Regions from separate parts of the Mus musculus genome. Here region 1 is linked to region 2. Evidence: chromatin loops called from intact Hi-C (ENCODE). Cell type or tissue: left cerebral cortex. All regions are shown on one strand. Links, peaks and the distances in the headings refer to the core of each region. The heading gives the core; the rest is flanking DNA.

What was found. Peaks named below come from ENCODE experiments on the same cell type or tissue, not always from the same donor. Only the 100,000 strongest peaks of a DNase experiment are listed, where the experiment ranks them.
Region 1: it touches region 2 in a loop (7-fold over the local background); 21 of 42 quality-filtered maps call a loop at or near these places.

What each region holds. Positions count from the first base shown.
Region 1 is chr2:180,348,056-180,358,555 of GRCm38, reverse strand. No RefSeq gene overlaps it. Among named protein-coding and RNA genes, the nearest start is that of Gm52543, 6.8 kb to the right of the region's middle. In left cerebral cortex, for the core only: a CTCF peak has its summit at 5,070 (motif pointing left); a DNase peak (open chromatin) is centred at 5,008.
Region 2 is chr2:180,572,658-180,583,157 of GRCm38, reverse strand. It overlaps Gm30144 (a long non-coding RNA gene), which reads left to right and starts at 1,290. Exons shown (of 5, transcript XR_001783605.2): 1 at 1,290-2,322; 2 at 3,795-3,882; 3 at 4,302-5,077. Mrgbp (MRG/MORF4L binding protein) reads right to left here and starts at 1,936. Exons shown (of 6, transcript NM_028479.2): 1 at 1,621-1,936; 2 at 203-547. The coding sequence starts at 350. In left cerebral cortex, for the core only: a CTCF peak has its summit at 4,241 (motif pointing right); a DNase peak (open chromatin) is centred at 4,264.

The DNA of each region.
Region 1 (10,500 bases), core at 4,038-6,537, 230 kb after region 2:
AGTCACCAGGCACACAGCGAACAGAGAAGGTACTCATCAGGGCTTCTATGCCACACAAGCTACTGGAACCTCAGGACAGTGTCCTGAAGGCTGCCAAGACAGCCACTGGCTTACACAGCTCAGGTATGAATTATAACTAAGCATGCTCACTGCCTGCCAGAGGTGGGACTCATGGCCATGACCCTCAGGAACAAAGGTAGACATATACCTGTGCACACCTGTGTCCCAAAGGACCCATTTAGAGCATCATGGTATACACAGAAGCAAGTGTCCATGTCTATGCAGTCTTCCCCCATAAGCACATGTCTATGCAGTCTGCCCCTTCCTGGTTGCTGCAACCCCACTGAAACTTGTTACTGGGCCAACGGCCTAAGACCACCAGGAGGATCGATGGACATTCTTTCCTAAGAAAGCATTGTCCAGTCTCCAATACAGAGAGACTGAGGTATAACCTTGAGGGAGCAGCCAAAAGAATCCAAGAACCCAGGTTGAAAACCAAGGCTGGAAGACACACACAGATAGGATCTGGGCCAGTTTTCCCTATAAGCCAAGAACAGGGAAGTATCCAATCAAGGAAAACTCAGAGAGCCAACCTTCCCATGAGCAGAGCCTTTGAAGGAGGCCACACAGGTAGGAGAGGGAGAACGAAGGTCTGAAAGAAGAGGGATAAACTGGGGCTCTCCCTTCTTGGTACAGGTCTGGCCTGCTTTGGAGAAATGTTTTAACAGAAGCCTGGTGTATCTGGCTCGCACAGAAGTTCCTTAGACAGTTGTGGCCAGAGGGCTCTGAGCTTGGCGGTGCAGAGCCAAACATATCAGCAGTATCTGGAGAGGGCATGAGAGCATCCGGTTGTATGTATTGGTTAAGAGTTCCTTTGGCTCAATGCTGAGAGTGTCTCTGGGTCCCAGAGGGCAGCCAGGTCCTCTTCAGGATGAGGACACGGTTTCTTTCTGCCATCTGTCTACAGGACACATGGCAGAGGCTCTTTTCCTTGGGCTTTTGAGCTAACGGAGACTTTTGACAGCAGTGGCTTTGGCATCCTTCCTTTTGAGGACACTGAACTCATGTCTCTGCTTCATGCATCTGAGCAGAGGCTTTGGGCCTCAACCCAGCCATGAGTGTGAGCAGCAGTCTGAGTGTGAGCCTGATGAGTACCCTGGTGTTTCTGAGCATCTGGGCCCTGGCCCCTTTCTTGTCATGTATGGATCCCTGCTTTGAATTGTGGCTTATTTGGGCTGTGTTCTCTGAAGAAAAAAAAAAAAAAATGCCTGACCTAGGGCCAATCAGCATAAAATGGGACAAACTGAAGAAGACTGTCAGTCAGCAGGCAGGGGTGTGGGGCCTTTCTGCCCAGTGATCCCACTAGGCCAAGTCAGGGTGGAAGACTGGGTAGGAATCGGTGCCCCACTCATGTGGAACTGCTGGGCCCTCTGACTCACGTCTGCCCTAAGAGAAGTTCTGACCACTCTGGGATACGTGGGGACACCCAGCCAGTGTGCACCTCCTACAGAAGCCTGCACTGCCCAGCCTCCCCTAGCAGAAGAGAAGCCTGCTATGGAGGTGACCCTCACCCACAACTCCTTCACCCTGGCGTTTGCTGATGACAGGAGTCTCGGCAGCCGTCTGCATGGAGCCACTGACCAGGACGCGGCTAGGCTTGGCCTGGGAATTGCTTCGTCAGGAGGTTCTTGTACAACCTACGAGCCTGTTGGAGCTTCGGCCAGCACAGTGAACATCTTGGGGTGAGGAAGGGGATGGCAGCTGGCCTGATGCATCGGGCCTCGCACAGCCTGTGGAGAGGAATGGAGGTGCTTAAGCCAAACTCTCACTGTGTGACAGAGACCCTCAGGGTCACCTACCCAAGATCCAGCCCTTACCAAGACCCAGGGTAGGGCTCACAGCCTTCCTCATAATGCTCATTCCAGCCCCCTGTGGGCACTCTGAGCAGGATTGTGATGTCTACCCCCAAGCAAGCTGCCCCTTTGACCTCAGTGTCCTCCCTAAGCCACCCCGGATCAACATCATCTGTATCTGTTATTGTTAGCTCTAAGGATGGCCTCAGCTTTTCCCAACTTTGCCCTCTCTGGGGCCATTGGATCAGTGTGCCTTGCTGGACGAGGTCACCAGGGAAGTAACTGTCTCCTCAGTTTTTATTGACAGAGAGCTCTAGGGTCAGAGGACCCAGCAGGTTTACAGAGTCTTAGGGATATAGAGTAAAGTCCCTGAGCCCTGACAGTCGCCAAGGAAAAAGGAAGGGCAACTACCGTTCAGTGAGCAAGACGCGGCCCCAGCCTCTGAGCCTCTGCCAGCACTGACTGGAACATACACGAGGGTATCTCCTATGGTCAAAATACACTCAGAGAAGTGCAGGGTGGGACTGTGTTACAAGGTAAGGAGCGGGGTTCAGCAAGAACCAAGAAGTAAAGGGTAACACAGCCATACAGCCCTTCTAGAATCAACCCTGGGCTCAGGTTTTCACTGTTCAGACACCAAAAGGCCACAGGCAGCAGGGACAGAACAAGGCCACAGCCCATTCCTTGTGATGTTGGAGATGGGGTTGCAGAGATGATGGTGACAATGGTTATGATGGTGATGACAATAGTCACAGTGGTGGTGACAATGCTGGTAATGATGGTAGAACTGGTGGTTATGGCAAAGGTGATGGTGGTGATAGTGGAGGTGGTGGTGGTGATGATGGTGATGGTGGTGGTGACGGTGACATGATAATTGGGGTCAGAGCCAATCTGTTGGAAAGTAACCTCAAGAGAATAAGTACCTCCCCTTTTTCCTGGCCTGTTTCCGGCCTGCTATGTAAGGGCCAGTGTCAAATCCCTTAAGGGTCTTCTCAGTCCCAGTACTGTCAGGGTGTCCTGGGGAGTCTCACTCCTGAGCGTAAGATGACAGCACAACCCTCCAGGCTAGCAATGGGCAGTGACCACACGGGTGGTGAGCACACAGGCAGCCCTCAGGACACTGCAAAGGCATGAGGGAGTCTAAGGGTGACAAAGGCAGAGGAGACGCAGATATCCCATCGTGTCCTCACTTTCCATGATGTAGCCGCATGTTCTGCGTGGGGCCAGGAGATGCTAACCCAGCTGGAGGACAAGGAGCCTTCTTGCCCAGTGTTCCAAAGGTTGGTGTTTTCTCCACCAACCCACTCTGTGCCACTCTGGACCTAGGAGCCTATTCAAGCCCACATGACCAGTGCCCTCCAGAGCTCCCCAACAGGGAAGCAACAGGCACGTCATACTCACTCCCCCTCCCCACAAGGCCGCTCCCACCCCTGAGAACGCTTGGCCCATCCAGCTGCCTTATCTTGTCTCACAGTCAGACCACCCACCAAAAGCCCAGGCCAGGAGCCAGAAGACAAGATACAGCCCACCGTCCCCACCAAGCCCACATTCCCATTATATCCTGACTCTTGCTGTCTGTGTCCTCTGCCTGACAACTCACACCTCTGGTATCAGGGGGGCAGCATCCAGAGGACCCGAAGGGTCTGCTGATAAGATCGCAGCCTCCATCCAGAGCCTGAGAGGTCTCTGATACGGTGACAGGCTGAGAGGGATGGGATGCCATTACACAGGACACCTGGGGCTTGAGCGGTCCAGAGAATAGAAGCCATGTGTGGAAAGACCTGAGGCAGAAGCACACTTAGCCACAGACACACCCTCCCCCGCCTGGCAACAAATCCCCCCTCCCGGTGGTGTCTGGGATTTAGCTCTGCCATTCCTGATAACAAGGAGCCACCTATCAAGTAGGTGACCAGACTGTAGACTGTGGGAAAGTCATCTGAAGAATCTCATCCTCTGCAGACAGGCAGCCTGTGGCGTGGGACGGCTCCGGGTGGTAAGCGCGACAGATTCCCCACATTCAGGGGGCCTGGTAGTTTCCAAATTTTAACTGTAAAATGTTCCCATGGGGAAGTGCCTAAGAGGCGGGGACTCGGTGACAGGGTCTGTCCTAGATCAGGGCATACCTCGGTATGTTTCAGGCAGGTCAACCTAACACTGCCCACACTTGGTCCCAGGGAGCAAGGCTGTTGGTCCATACACATCCTTGCATATCCTCAGAAGTCAGGAGGCGACCACAGAGCCAACAGGTAACTAGACAGCCAGTTCCTGGAGGTTGTGATGGGAAGTTGGGGTACGCAGCTCATAGCCAAGGCTCCTAGCAGGGTTAAGCAAGGAGTGGAAGGAAGTCCGCCACCAGAAGAGAGGGGTGGCCAAAGGATCCCCAGGGAAATGAAGGAGGGACCTGTGGGACCCTGAATGTTGGAGCCTTCAGAGCCTTCCCATCTACTCAAGTATCTTCTTCAAGGAAGGGTTGAGGGGCAGTATACTGGAGGCCCTGTGCCCTCTGCACTTTGCAAGATCTGGGGACCTGAACCAGCAGAACACTTTCTGCTCAAGAGAGCTGACCCTGCTGGGCACCTCCTGCCAGACCACTGTCTCCCGGGATGGCTCTGCACGCTGTGCTTTTCCCTCGTTCTACTTCCAACACTGGAGGCCCCACCCAGGCCAGGTGATCCCCACCCAGAGCCAGGAGAGTTGGCTCTGCCTACCCTATCTACTTAGAGGCCCTGAGGCTGCTTGTGTACCTGGCCTCATTTTGGGGGCTCTCACTAGGGCACATTTGTGACTTAGAGCCACACCTGGAGTGAGAAAGACTCAGGACTCCTCAAGCTGTCGCAGCTGTCAGATACCACGAGCAAAGGCACATGAGCCACCCAGAATCAAAGAGAAGATTCTGGTCCTGGAGCTACATGAAGAGTATCATGTAGCCAAGAAGCCCTAAGTGCTACATCACGGGCCAGTTTTTAGTAGGACTGGGGTTTCTGAATGACAGCTCCAACCATAAGGAGATACCACTTACTCACACCACCACCAGCAGACACATCAACCTAGACACACACACACGCACACGCACACGCACACGCGCGCGCACGCGCACGCACACGCACACACACACACACACACACACGCACGCACACGCACACGCGCGCGCGCACACAGAATAGTAATCACACACTATGCACTGATGCCTCCAGTGGCATGCCTCAGGCTGCCCCCTGTTGGTGAGATGTTGCACTTACACCAGGAACACTCGCCAGCCCCTTCCAGGCTTTTGAGCAACCTGGTAAGGATCCACACTCTCCATTCTGAATTTTGTGACACTGTGGGGCACTGCTGTGAGCCTGCTTGCTCTAAACATCTCTGCCGTCCAGGTTCAGGGGCCTGGAACCCTCCAGACTACACCCCAAGGATGTTCGCATAGCTAAAAATGTTTCCTTCACACAGTGCTCTATAATAAATGAAAAGCTACAAAAAGCTTCCTAAAATTTTCCTTTTGTAAAAACACAGGCACCAAAGGGATTGGGCTGTCTGGCTGTACTTCAGAACGTGATCTGCATGGTAGCGTGATGGAGCACACCTGTAATCACACACAGCTCTGAGGCAGGAGAATGGTGAGCAAAGCTAACCTGGACAACCTAGTGAGACCTTGTCTCAAGAGACTCAGGTCCGGTGGCTCATATTTGTAATCCATCACCGTGGAGGCTGAGGTAGAACTGCAGGTTTGAGGACAGCCAAGGCTACAGAGTGAGACCCTGCAGCAAAAACAAATAAAAGAAAACTAGGCTTCTGCCTGCAACCACCATGTCTGAGAGTCACATCCAGGGACCTGAGCCATCAGAATGTGCAATCAGGGCCACACTGCTGGACCAGCATATTCAGACTGTCTCACACAGTGTTCCCAAGGGCTAGAGTGCACCATACAGGACATGCAGTGAAACTCTGGGGTTGAAACTGTCGCTGAAGGAGTTCCTGGAACAGTCTGCAAACAAGATCAAAAAGGAGGATGTGGTACTGGCAAACAGCTGTCCAGGGAGGGAGAGCCAGAAGGGTGAACCAGACCTTTGGTCTCTTCCCACCTTGTGAGGATGCGGTCACCCCACCCTATCCTCATCAGCCATCCTCTGGATGACTCCTCGTCCCAGAAACTGCCTGAGCCAACATTAACTCAGAATTCATAGTTGGGTTCCTACCACTGTAGACAAAGACGAAGTGTGTCTCAACGCTGATTTGGGGAGCTGGGCATATAACTTAGTGGAAGATTGCTTGCCCAGCATGAGTGAAGCCCTGGGTTCCATCCCAAATATTAAATAAATCAGGTGTGCTAACACATGCCTGTAATAAAAAAGATCTCTGATTCTCCCTCCTAGTGGTCTCCTGGGTGATCCCCCCTGGTGATCCCTCTACATGGAGCTCCGACTTTCAGTCACCCATAGTGACTGTATCTGGCACCAGTCTTGGGGCAGGCAGATGTGCACCCCCTTTTCTTCATTACTCTCATTGCAAAGCTGGCTTTGTAGAAAGAATGGTTCCTCCTTCAGCCTCCCCTAAATGCACTTGGAAGGAATAACAGCAGCGGAAAAGTCTATGCTGAATGCAAGCAGGCCCCTCAGGCCACACCACCAGGACCACAGCAGAATGCTCAGAGTGGCAAGCACTAGACAGCGAAGGAAAGGTCTTGGGTTTCCCCAGGCTCGGGCTTTTTCCCTGGACCCTTCCTTTCTTCCTTCTCTGCAGAGCCCTGGGTGGGTTACACTGAACGTCACATAGATTCTCCTCTCTGTTCAAGGCTGTCTCTCCTGCTCCTCAGCTCTCCTGCTTTAACACAGAGATCCTATCTCCTGCTTCAAGAATTCAACTGCTCGGGGCTGGAGAGATGGCTCAGCAGTTGAGAGCACTGACTGCTCTTCCAGAGGTCCTGAGTTCAATTCTCAGCAACCACATGGTGGCTCACAACCACCTGTAATGGGATCCAATGCCCTCTTCTTGTGTCTGAAGACAGCTACAGTATACTCATATACATAAAATAGATAAATAAATCATAAAAAAATTATAAAAATTCAACTGCTCAAAGATGAGGTATGTATTGGCGCTACTCCACCATCCTGCCTTCTGGGTCTGGGTGAGGTGGAAGGGTGTTTGGCTTCCTAGAGGCAGGGATGAGACTGGGACTCAGCAATGCTGGAAGAAGGAACAGATATGAACATCATCCTCTGTACATATACATGTAACTACGGTTGCACGGATGTGCCCTTGGTACACATGTAATAGCAGCAGAAAGCAGAAACCTGCTTCCACGTCAGCTGCCTGGTGCCAGCGTGAGATGCAGCCATCAGGAGGCAGGATGGTCTACTGCCTCTGTGTGCTGCTATCCCAGCAGTGTACAGTGACATCGAAGCTATAGCCTGAAGTAGGCATTCATGGATGAAATGTCTACGGTCATGAAGTTTCTAAGACAATGTGTACATGACAAGCTGGCTGTCAACCTTCACGGCTAGCCTTGGGGAGAAAGAATTATGAACAACTGGCATTCAGCTTCCCTTTGCTGTCTGTCCAGAGGGGAGCCCTGCATCCCCTAGGGTCCCACTAGAGCCTATAATAGCCAAGACAGCTGCCACATGATAGGCAGGGCTGGTCGCCTGCTCACATCCTCCAAGAACCCTAGTATTATCTCCTAACTTACATTTCAGGAGGGCAATGTCACCATAGTCAGTGCTGTATGTCCCTGGACATTTCTGATTTCCATGCTGGCCAAAGTCAACATGACTCCTCATGTGGTGCTGGGTTTCCAGTCTTACTCTACTGCCCCCTGGTGGTCCTTCTGAACCAAAGGGGCTTCTGTGAGGCATCAGGAAGGCCAGTGCTTCCTCAGGTATTGAATACCACAGAACTTTTGACCTTGGCCCCTCCCCTGATGGACTTAAAGACTAGGCAACATTCCTGATTGACCCCAGGCCCATCTTGATAGTGTCATTAGTCCAGTCTTGGTGGCGGATAGTGAGCTGACCTCCCCATTCCTATAAATCCCAAGGTGTCCAAGACAGGTCTCTAAGTAGAGAGGCATCAAGATATTCAGGACAGAGTCACTGCCTGCTCCTTTCTGGGCAGAAAAATGTGGCAGTGGGTGGTATAGTACTGCCCACCTGGGTGTGACCCTTGAGAGAGCAGCCCCCTTGCACAGCTCAGGACTCTTTCCCTACCCACCTTCCTTCTTGCCCTACCCAAACACAGCAACCAAGATCATTGCAGCCATGACGTACCCTCCTCATTTCATACCAAAAAAATGAAGATTTGTATCTACACATTCTGGCTGCAGTTGCTTGGACTTAACATATATGATAAGTACACATAAGCAACCCAAAAAAAATTCAACCAGGGAATTCCTGCAGCTGACAAACACCTTTACTAAAGTGTTTGTACAAGACTAACTCAAGTAAAGAAAAAAATCAGTAGCCCACAAATGACAAATGGCCTGAGAAAGGAATCAGGAAAACAAGATCCTTCATGATAGCCACAAATAATGTAAAATATTGGGTAACTCTAACCAAGCAAGTGACAGACTTGTATAACAAAAACTTCAAGTCTGTGAGGAAAGAAAATGAAGAAGCTATCAAAAGATGGAAAGATCTCCCATACTCATGGATTGGTAGGATTACCATAGTAAAAATGGCCACCCTACCAAATCTACAAATGCAATACAATCTCCACCAAAATCCCAATGCAATTCTCTATAGACCTTGAAAGGACAATACTTAACTCCATGTGGAAAACCAAAAAACCTAGGATAGCTAAACCTAGGATACTCCTGTACAATAAAAGGACGTCCAGGGGCATCACATCCCTGACTCAAGCTGTACCTCAGAGCTATAGCAATAAAACCACATGGTATCGGCAGAAAAGCATTGGCTGATCAATGAAATCAGTGAACACCTGATTTTTATAAAGAAGCCAGAAATACACAAGCGAAAAAATTTAAAAAGCATCCGCAATAAATGATGCTGGTCTTACTGGATATCTGCATGTAGAAGAATGCAAATAGATCCATATCTATCACTCTGCACAAAACTCAACTCTAAGTGGATCAAAGACCTCAACATAAAATGAGATACACTGAACCTAATAGAAGAGAAAGTGGGAAATAGCCTTGAACGCATTGGCACAGGAGACAACTTCCTGAATAGACATCAATAGCACAGGCACTAAGATCAACAATCAATAAATGGGACCTCATGAAACTGAAAAGCTTCTGTGAAGCAAAGGACACTGTCAATAGGACAAAACCTACCGAATGGGAAAAGATCTTCACCAACTCCACATTTGACAGAGGGCTAATATCCAAAACCCATTAAGAACTCGAGAAAGTGGATATTTTAAAAACCAAATAATCCAATTAGAAGGTGGAGTTCAGATCTAAACAGAATTCTCAATGGATAAATCTCAAATGGCTGAGAAACACTTAAAGAAATGTTCAACATCCTTAGCCAGCAGGGAAATGCAAATCAAAGCTACTTTGAGATTCCATCTTACACCTGTCAGAAAGGCTAAGATCAAAAACACAAGTGACAGCTCACACTGTTGATAATGTGGGAGGAGTAAGGAGAACACTCCTCCGTTGCTGGTGGGAGCGCAAACTTACACAGCCACTTTGGAAACAGATATGGCAGTTTCTCAGAAAATCGGGAATTGATCTACCTCGAGACCCATCGATACCACTCCTAGGCATATACCCAAAGGATGCCACATCCTACCACAAGGACACTTGTTCAACCATGTTCATAGCAGCCTTATAATAGCCAGAAACTGGGAACAATCTGAATAATGGATAAAGAAAATGTGGTTCTGAGAGAATTCCTCAGCTGTTAAAAAAAATGACATCATGACATTTGCAGACAAATGGATAGCACTCAAAAAAAAAAATCCAAAATCCACCCTGAGTGAGGTAACCCAGACCCAAAAGACAAACGGTGTGTACTCACTGGTAAGTGAACATTAGCTGCTAAATCCACAGATCATACTCCAATCCACAGACACAGAGAAACTCATGGATCTTCTTGGGAAGGGGAAAGAGCTTTGTAGGTGGACTGGGGGTGGATGGGGGTGGGAACAATAGGGATCAGGCTGGGGGAGGAGAGTTCTGGGAAAGGCGACTGGAATTGGAGGGGGTATTGGAGAGGCAATGCAGAACCCTAGTGCTGTGGAAATGCCCTGAGGGTGAGGGTAATCCTAGTGAATTCTGCTAGTAACAGGGAATACTGAGTCAGAACTAGCTGTCTTCTTTAACCAGGCAAGGCTTCCAGCCCTGGGACTGAGACATAACCCAGCCATAAATCCTTCCGCGTACAATCTGTCCTGCCTGCGAGACATGCTAGGGTAATGGTGGTGTAGAACTTGTGGGAATGGCCAACCAATGACTGGCCAAGTTGAGGCCAACACCACAAAAGGGAACCCACAACTGACAGTGTCTGGAAGGCCAGGAACCAGAGACTGGACAGCCCAGAGACTCGGGAGAGAACCAAAAACGACTGGCAAAAAAGACAATAAAGTAATTCCTAGTGATACTCTGCTATCCTCATAGATCAGTGCATGGACCAACTGTCAACAGAGGGATGCTTTCCAGCAACTGACGGAAATAAATGCAGAGGCCCACACA
Region 2 (10,500 bases), core at 3,137-5,636:
TGGGGTAGGAGTGTCTCAAGGGCAGGGAAGTCAGGAGTGTCCCCAGGGAGAGGGCTTCTCGGGCAGGAAAGTCATAGGCTCTTAGACTAGTAGGGCACCCCAGAGTGGGAGGCCACGTCCCGTGGGAGGTCGCAGGCTCCGCCAGCCCGCCCGACGGTTTATCCCGCCCCACCCCCACGCCGGTGCGCGGCGCGGCGCTCACCGACAGGCTTGTGGCCCAGCATGGCGTGGAAGAGGCACACTTCCACCTCAGGGCTCCACACCACCGTCTCCTCAGCAGGGCTCGGGGCTGCCTCGCCTGGGCCCTTGTCGCCTGGGGCGCCCGTGCCGCCCACCTCGGCCTCCCCCATGGCCGCCGGCGATTGACGAGCGCCCGGCGCGAGAAGGGGGAAAATACTACAGGCTCCGCGCAGGCGCACTTGGTGTGGAGGGCGCGCACTCGCCGGGCTGGAGAACGCCGCGTGCCCGCGTCCGCGCAGGCGCAGCGAAGACTGGCTTCCGGTGCAGCAGCGACTCCTGGTGGTTGAACCTTTTACTGCCTACGGCTCTGTCCGGAGAAGGCGAGGGAACAAACCTTATGCTTTAAAAATGCACCAGATGGGCGTGGTGACACACTCCTGTAATTCTAGCTCTCGGGAGAGAGAGGCAGGAGTTCTGAGTCAGCCAAGTCTGCATAGCATGACACACACGGCCCAAAAATCTGGGCTTCACCTGGTTAGGTAATTTGGAAAAGAACTCAGCTAGAAGTGAAGGTGTGTCTCTCCTTGCCAGAGATAAATTGTACAATATGTAAATTACATCTCACTAAAACTGTTTAAGAAAAATAGTTTAAACAACAACAGCAGCAACAACAATAACAACAACAACATCCCATGGGCTAGTGAGATGGCCCATCTAATAGAGATCCTTGTGCACAGCCCATAACTGGAACTCCACCCCTGGATCCTAGAGCTGGCAGGAGAGGAGCAATTCTTAGGAGTTGTACTCTAGAGCTGGAGACATGGCTCAGCGGTTAAGAGCACTGACTGCTCTACCAGAAGTCCTGAGTTCAATTCCCAGCAACCACATGGTGGCTCACAATCATCTGTAATGGGTTCTGATGCCCTCTTCTGGTGTGTCTGAAGATAGCTACAGCATAGTCATATAAATAAAATAAGTAAAAAAAAAAAAAAAAGTTGTATTCTAACCTCTATATGTATTCCATGGTATATGCACACTTGCACACACACACCATAAATAATTTAAAAATTTAAAGCCCAACAATCACATTTTGTAGGAGTGAAGCTCTGTATATCTTTCAGTAGCCCTGACCTGAGTGCACGACAGTCCCAGAATTAAGTGCTTCCTTGGCATCAGAAGACAGAAATCCAGGTCCTGTCGGCCTTGCTACCTACCTGTACCTCCATTCTGTCCCTACAGTGGATCCACTCCAGAAGTGGTTGGATGATTAACTCAGACTGTCAGAATTTCAGGCAGGTGTTAGTAGCTCTACATGGGATTGGATAGGGCCAAGGGCTGGGCACAGCAGCCTTAAGAACATGGTTGCTTCTGGGCCTGAGTCACCCCAGTCAGCTGTGCCATGGGTCCTACCCTGCCACCCATCCAGGTTTCATTACTTACCCATTCCTCAGCCATTGCCAGGCATCAGAATCCCTTTTCTGACTGATGCCTCTCAGACTAAGATGTTGAGAACCTTTGTTCTCCTTTGTGCTATGGGGCCACTGTAGCTCTGAACTCTTGGGTCTTGATAAGGATCACTTGCTGGCTGCCACAAGCCTTGAATCCAGTCCTGACACTCCACTTGCCCCTCATTCAGGCCTGTAACCAGACAATGCTCACAGCAGGGAACCATGGAGGGTGCTGGCTCTGACCTGTCTCATTGTCTGGGACAGCTCAGAGCTCAGAGCCAGACAGCAGTCTGTGGCCAGGCTTCAGCTTTCCCACTGTGAAAGCGTAGCTGGTGGAAAAGTTCCCACAATGCCACAGGGGAGGTGTGGCCCAATAAAGCTTCATAAGGGGGTGTGGGGTCACTGCTATCATGTGGATATGATGCAGCTGGGAGTTATGATCTCACAGGGGCGGTGCCCTTGCCTCTGCTTGGTTGGCATGCAGAACTTGGCTTAGTTACTGTACGGCTGGGTGAAGCATAATCTACCATCTGGGACATGTCATAAAGCAAGTTCCCAACCTAAGAGCTGCCACATATTAAGTGCCCAGGAGCTGATTGATAATATCCTGGTTATTCTCTGAATATCTAAGGCATGGTAGACTCTGCTGCTGACTGCTTCTGGTTCCGGTCCACCTTAGTCTCACCCCTACCAGGTAGGATACTCCTTCAATTTGGAGTGCGTCCTTCTTCAGGGAGCTTCCCTATGTAACCCTCAACCTCATCTATCCTAGCTGGTCCTCTCTGGTTTGTGCGATCTCTGTACTCAGACCACATCCTACCAGCCATGACATTTGCAAACATCCGTCTGTTACTTCAGAACGCGTGACTGGCAATATAGACTTGATGCCTATAGACAGGTTGGATGGTTTAGGAGAGAAGGATGACTTCATTCTTTCTCTCCACGAAGCCACAGCAGGTCTCTGCAGAACTCTCTGTTAGGTAGTAGGAAGTAGCTGAGCATCAAGGTCAGCAGCTAAGACCCCGCCTACTATCCCACGCTAACTTCTTATTTTCATGAACATGTAGGCTCTCTAGTCCAAAAGCATGAATTAAGAGGAAGCTGTGCTTGTTCGTTTTGTAGCGCTCCTGTGATTATCACTCTCTAACAAGGAGCTGTAGAGAAACCATTAGCCCATGATCATGTGTGTGATCCCGTAGCTTCAAAGTGAATTCACACCTGTTGGGAGCTGAGAGGTTCCTTCAAACCTGATAGAAGGATTTCTTTGGTCTGGAGCAGGTGTCTGTGTGGCACACCACCAACTTTCTGTAGAAATGGCTGGTGAAGTTTGCCCAGATTTGTCTTCTCCGTGAGGTCTTCAGGTGGTTCCAGGTGGCCAGGATATAATCAGCTTTGTAGCAAGACTCCTTACTTCCCAGATACAAAGTAGACAATGATATATATCTACTAGCCAACTGGTCAAGTCCTTTCTCATTTGTTGCGACTCCTGCTGCTTAAGTCTTTTATACAAGATAGATACAAGTGCTGGGATTCTTGATCCTAGTGTGAAGGGTTCAGACTGGGCTCAGGTGAGAAATAAAGGCCATAGAAATGCTCTCCTTCATTTAATGAATATACAAGCCTAATAGTTTATACACCAGTCTAGTTTACTTTGACCAGTGTGAACTATTCCCCAGACCATGTCTAGGTCTCAACCAACTGTTATTTCTTATTCAAGGTCTTATGTATCCCAGGTTGGCCTCAAACTCATTCTGTGGCCAAAGATTACCTTGAACTTCAGTCCCCATTCCTCTACCTCCTAAGTGCTAGGGTAGCAGATATCTGCTGGTATATATCCTGGGGATTGAACCCAGGGCTTCATACATGCCAGGGAAGAACCCTACCAACTGAGGTGCATCTCCAGCCTCCTAAATGGCATTGCTTGTCTGAGGATCTGATGTTGTCTCTGGAAGGAGGTGGTCACTGTTAACTAGAAGGAGCCTATCTCCATTCCCAAAGGAACATTTCTCTCTTGGTCACAAGAACTGGATTCAATGGGAGGAGCATTTGTAAAGGCTCTGGTCAGATGCCATCCATCTGCCTTTGGTCACATTGTCTCTTTGCAGACTGCATCACTGAAGTGGTAAAATTTCCCACAGCATGACTGGCCCCATTTTGTTCCCTTAGCACATACAGGAGACCCAGGACTCTAGAGGACAAGCTCTACTTTGGAGTCAGCCTGCTGTGGATCCTGTTCTGCTGTGTTCACCTGATGGTAATGGGTCATCCTCTGGACACCATCTGAACACTAAGAACAGCTACGCTGTCCTCTCCTATGGGCTGTGGAGCATTGGAAGTAGGGAGCCTAGAACTAAGCAGCCATCAGATAGGACCCTTGAGTTTCCAGCTCAGGCCCAGTCTTTTCCTACTGGGATTGCAGCTAAGTAGGACACCTGTGTCCTGAATAACATAGCTTAGCTCCACCCCCTCTATCTTCTTGTTTATGGTAAGTTGGTGTGATTAAAGGACCTAGGTAATTATTTCCATCCTCCTTAAAGCTGCTTGTTGTCTTCCAAAGTTAAGGGCTTCACTGGACCTACAAAGGCCTTCAGGGGAGGACCTGCGGCAGCCAGGCTGCCAAGTCTTGCCTGTAGGGGGCAGTGCTCACCAACTCTTTGCAAACCTCTATTCCAGCTCTGAAAGCCACCAACAAGACCCAAGGAAAGGTGCACTCCTGAGCCACTTTAGCGTTTTAATAGGATCCAGCTCTTCAGAGGGGGCCTATGAAGGATTGCCTTGATACCCAGAAGGCAAGTGTTTCTTTCCCGGCTTTGGCTCAGTGTGCTTACTTTAGAGGATCAGCTTCCAGGAGCACCCTGAGACATCCTACCCCACAGCAGTATTGTTCTGAAGGTCATGTGGGGTGGAGCTGGGGCTCAGCTGAAGTTAACCATCTTTGTTTTTTAGTTTTGGGAAATATAAGAGCTCCCTGTCTATCTGCTGTCTTCATGTGTGACAACAACTGCTCTGTCATAGCCATTTGTTATTACCAACCACACCTGACTGGCAGAACCTTTGTCCAGCTGGGGAGGGGTGATTTAGAAAGCCAAGCAGCTTTTCCCAGGTCCTGACCCACCCAGCTGAGGGATGAGGAAGAGTGTCTCTGCTCACAAGCCAGTGGTGGCATCTGTCAATTATGTCACGCAACAAAGAAACCTTAAAAGCAATGTCCCTATTGGCCTCTGGAAGATGGGGAAAGAGGTACCTGAGAATGTTGGGTATCTGCTATCCCGAGTGAGGGAGGCAGGTTTCACAATATGATCAGCTGCTCTCTGCTGTGGAAGTGGTGAGCCCAGAATTGTCCTCCACATTTTCTGCCTGTATGACTCCCCCTTTTTCTGTCCCCAGGAAGCCCTGTTAGTTTCCTATGAATGGAGAGGTATAGAACAGCAAAGGCAATGGGGAGTGAGGTAAGTAGTCTTCCCTGGAAGGAGCCTGCATAGAAAGATTTGTCTGGCTGGTTTGGAGCTAGTAGCTTGGGATTTGACCCTGGACAGTATGCAGGTAGCTAGCTGTTCATGAACTCAGACCCTTCCTTTTGTCGTCTAGGGGTTTCTGTTTCTTGATCTTAGAGTGTTTATTGATGTTGGCTTTGAACATTACTCATGACTCAGCCAAATGTCAGCAACATCTCTGCCCACAGGGCTGCCTTCTCCTCTGTAACATTAAGGCTTTCCTGTTGTGCGATGGAGAGAGCCATTATTCTCAGCTCAGATCCCTGGGGCCCTGGGCAATCATGACTTCAGAGCTCTCGAGGACAGTAATGTGACTATTGCTCCCTCCATAGGGGCTATGCCTGTGTTACTAAAAATTTCAGTCTCAAGGAGTTCCAATGCGACCAAGAAAAGCTGAAGGTACCTTTAAAAGGATTAACATGGTGCCCATTAATCCAGCTTTCAGAGATCAGCTCTGCTCTCTCTGTGGACCAATGGAGGTAACAATGAGTGTTCTCTTTGTAGAAGCAATTCTTTTTACAGACATAAGGAGTCATTCTGAGATAGTTCAGTCAGAACAGTGGTTGCCTGGCAAGCATGAAGACCTGAGTTTAGTTCCTAGAATCTACATTTTAAAATGTGGGGCTGGAGAGATGACTCAGCAGTTAAGAGCACTGACTGCTCTTCTAGAGGACCTGGGTTCAATTGCCAGCACCCACATGGCAGCTCACATCCATCTGTAACTGCAGTTCCCGAGGATCTGGCACCCTCACACAGATACACATGCAGGCAAAACACCAATGCACGTAAAAGTAAATAAACCTTTAAAATAAATTGTGGTGTGCATCTGCAGTCTCAGTGCTGAAGAGGTTGAAACTGGCAAATTCCTGGTGGAGCCTTGGCTAAGTGGTAGAGGGTGGAGCTCCAGGCCAGCGAGAGACCGTTTCAAGAACAAGTTGAATGGAATTAAACCTCATGCTGTCCTATGGCCTTGACACATTCTCTGTCTCTCTGTCTCTCTCTCTCTCTCTCTTTCTCTCTCTCTCTCTCTCTCTCTCTTACACACACACACACACACACACACACACACACACACACACACACACACGACATAGTCCCTGCTAATCCAGCTTCCAGAGACTAGCTCTATTTTTTGCCCCAGAACCAACACAGAGAACAGTTTTCTCTTTGCAGAGGGAACTTTCTTTTTACAAAAAGAAACAGTGTAAAACAAAGTTTCTTCTGCTCCAGTAGAGCCCTTAAAGCAGTCCTAGGACACTGCAGCTTTGTAACCGCTATGCAAATCTGAAAACTGAGGGTCAAAGGCTACCTTGATAGATACAAAGTGCACTGAAGCGAGGACAAACCTGAAGAGAGGAAATGTCAGCCAGCCTCCCCACGTGGCACTGTGGCCAAAGGCTGACATTTCAGATAGGAGAAAAGCATTATGAGTGTTCTGGTGAGAGCAAAGTGGCCACCGGTCCCTAAAGAACTTGAAGTCAGCATGACAGCTGCTGCTGAACCAGTGGCCTTAGGTGTGTGAAGACAGAAGTTGACAGAGCTCACCCAGTTCTTTGAACGCTAGGACATGGAACTCTTAGAGGGGTCAGAAGGGCTCTGTGCATACGGCTCTAGGTCTGGTCACCTGAAAGAGGCCATATGAAACACAGGGAAAATACAAGAGCCAAAAGTAGAAAAAAAATCTGACTCCTGGAGTTCATGTATCAGATGAATTTCTGGACTTGGATGTCTCACGGAGAGAAGGGCAATGTAGTCTCTCAGAAAATGCTACTTGAGGAGTGGATATAGAGGAGCATGCCTATTATCCCAGGAGTTGGGAGGCAGAGGCAGGAGAGTGTCTGTGAGTTCTAGGTACCTGGTGAGAGTCTTTGTGCATAGTGTGTGTGTGTGTGTGTGTGTGTGTGTGTGTGTGTGTGTGTGTGTGTGATATGCCAGTCATGCCCTGTAACAGTAAGGGACTGAGAGAGAGATGCTGGAAGAACTTGGAGGCCGGGTCTGCTTTGGTAAATTAACTCCGCACCTCAACAACAGTTGCAAGCACACCACTTGTTAAGAATGCCTCCCAAGTAAAGCATTTTCCCAAAATAAAAATATATGCTCATTTCATTTCTCCCTAGCAACCACAATGTTTTCAATCAGCCAATCAAATAAGAATATGATGCTGAGTTCTCAATATTCAGAGTGAGGCATAGGATGCCTTGTATTATGGATCAAACAAACAAACAAACAGAAACCTTGGAACCCACAGGGTGTGCTTGCGTGTTGGTTTAGCATGGTATGCATCCTCCTGCAGAAGCAAAACACTTTGCTCTGCTGAAATACTTAGGATTGTATGGTTGTTTTCTTGAGACTTCAGACCTATTCCTAAATTGTTTGACACTCAATGTGTCAAACATGTGGCTGAGGGTTTTCATCCTGAGAGGTGCATCCCACTGCCTCATTGCAACAGTGTTGGGTGTGGAAACACTCTCCCACTTCAGAACTAATGGAATCCCAAAATCAAAAGTAAGTTGGTAACATGGGGATACGGGCCCCATGTCAGCTCTGCAGCAAACGGGTAACTTCATGCATAAATCAAGGTAGGAAAACATTACAAATTTCAGGGTAGCCTTGGTGGGTAAAACTTCCAGGCAGATCTTTCGAGTATGATTGAAATGCATTTTCTAACAGAAAGCAAGTGTGGGCTCTCCTTCCTCCATTCTGGTCTCCTCTGAGGAACCTGGCTGGAGACAGTTGGCAATTCTGGCAGAGTATAAGAAACCTCCATATTCAATCCAAGGATCTGGAGGATTCTTTCATACAGAATAAGGTGGTCCTATTGTCTAGGACCTTGACCCATAAGTAGTGAAGGGTCTCCTTGATGCTTTATTGCCAGGGCTAGCCCCAGCGGTTGTTCCTTCTTCTTGGTTCCTCTTGAGACAGTGGAGAGGGAAGAGTGTCTGTGGGGGATAAGGCTTGGTCTTAGGAGATATTATTAAACAGGGTTGCTGTTTAATAATAGACCGTTTACCCATCTTAAGTCTAAGTCACTTTGCTACTGTAGCTGAAGTGCCTGTGTTCCTCCAAAACCAGCAGTCTCTGGCATTTAGCACCTCATCTTAAAACAGCAGGGGATTAAGTAAAGTAGCCTTTGTTCTATTGGGAACCGTGGGGCTCTAACTCCCAGCCCTGTTACATGAAGTCCTAGGAAGAAAAATGACTTCAACTTTTATTTCTATGTTCTCTCTAAAAAGTTTCCTATGAAAGTTCTCTAAGAAAAGTGGATCAGGTAATTAAGTAAAGGATTAATTGCTAGAGCCTGTTCCTTCTTGACCGGATGCCTCTCGCTTGTCAGGCTGGGGTGGGGGGTTGGAGCAAGAAACTTTTACTGAACCAGGAGAAGAGAGTCACCTGCACAGAAAGAAAACTTTTATACTAGCAAATATGGATTAAACTCACATAAATTCATACACAGTTTCATGCACACACATTCAAAAATCTCCATTTGAACCAGTTGGGCTCGGCTTTCATACTATCTCATAATTACATACGTGTATACACACACACACACACACACACACACACACACACACACACACACATCCATACTTACATAAGCATATGGAGCAAAAGACCAAGCACCAGTGCAGAAGAACTCATTCTTTCTGGATGAAAAATGAGCTTCAACCTTTATTGCATAGAGAAAGAAAGGGCTTCTACCCTTTTATTGCTAAATGAATTAAACCCAAGTCTGTAAGAAGAAAGCTTTGTTTTCTTTGGAAGACTAAGCCTGCCTTGCTATTAAGAAAAGACTTTTTCTGTCCCATGGTAAGTAGAAGCCTGCCTGTTCTCCTGCTCTCTCTGCAGCTTCTTTTTTCCCTTTCCCCTCTGCATTCTGCGCATTGCTCTCTTAATATTTTAAGTTGCCTTATAATTTCCAAGTTATTCTACTCTGTGTTCTCTTTCTAATCTTGCTCTCTCCTCCTGCTCTGATGTCCTTAATGTCATCTTTCCTAGTCTTTTTTAACCTTTCCTGGAATAGATCACATGTTTTTGTTTTTGTTTTACAAAAATCCCCCCTTTTTTTCTTTTACAAAACTTCACTAGAAGTTCAAACATAAATTCAAATCATAAATTGAGCAAGAATGTTTACAGATATATCCATTAAGAATGATTATCTGGCTAAACATTCATCATCTGTCACCAGCTCTTCAGGTTCATGGAGAGTTAAAGACCATAACTTTTGTGGCTAAATTAAAAGTGAAGTTTTGTATAGATGATCCCAGTCAATATTTTATCTTTTGTCCTAGCATCTATAGTAAATCCTTAGTTCCCTTTTTATGACCTCTGGTTAATGGTTTTACAACTTCCTGGAATGTGCTCTTAGTTGCAGATATCTCCTTTCTATCTCAGAAGCAATTAACTGGTGACACTTGAAGACTGGCAGAGTTCTCATTGCAGTTTTCATACCAGAAAGGACATTAATAGCAGTCCTACTATAAAAGAGCTTAATAATTACTAATATAATTCTAGGAATTCTTATAGGATCATTATTAAGAATTAAGAAATCATCTATTTGTCTATATAGCATCACTACAAAACAGTACATCTTTGTTGTCCTGCAGAAATTTGCTCAAAAGGGTGGACTAATATCTAGTGATTGTTATATATATTTAATAATAACAGAAAAAGCATATTAATAGCAAGAATCTTTCCTAAAATGAAATCTCCTGGGCCTTGCCTGCAGGAGCAAACCTATTGTGGAACCATCTCAGGAGGATCACCTGCTAGTTTTTAGCTTCTCCTTGATGTATCCTGGCACTTTACAGCATAGGAAATTGGATGATTAAGCCTCTGACCAAGATGTTGTAGGAAAACCCTGCTAATTAATGTCAAAGCCTACCAATGTTTAGATAGCCTTCTGGGCTTAGAGCAAAATGCAAGATGTCCTTTATCAACAGGGCTTCCCCGTCTCTGACCTTAGCTTCCAAATGCCTCTACCTGAGGAACATCATGTAACCTTAGTTAGATTATAGTGTCAACTTCCTTTCTCCTGATAAGAACACATTCAGCTAGACCCGAGATTCCTGAAATGCCCATGCTAATGAGGTACACTTTGCCCACCTTGGATATTCCTACTTCCTTAACCCAAAACAATATATAACCCTTGAGTCACCCCATGTAAAGTTGATCTGTTTCCTTGATCTGATGAGAAAGCACACTAGATTGTATGAAGAAGAGGCCATGGGAGGAGGGATGCTAAAGTTATATTTGTAACTAACAGCTGGACACACATAGTGAAAACATAGAAGACTGAAGGCTGGAAGGACAGAAACAGAAGAGTTACTGAAAGAGGCCCAAAATGTCTATGTAAAAATTGATGAAGAAACAAAATGATA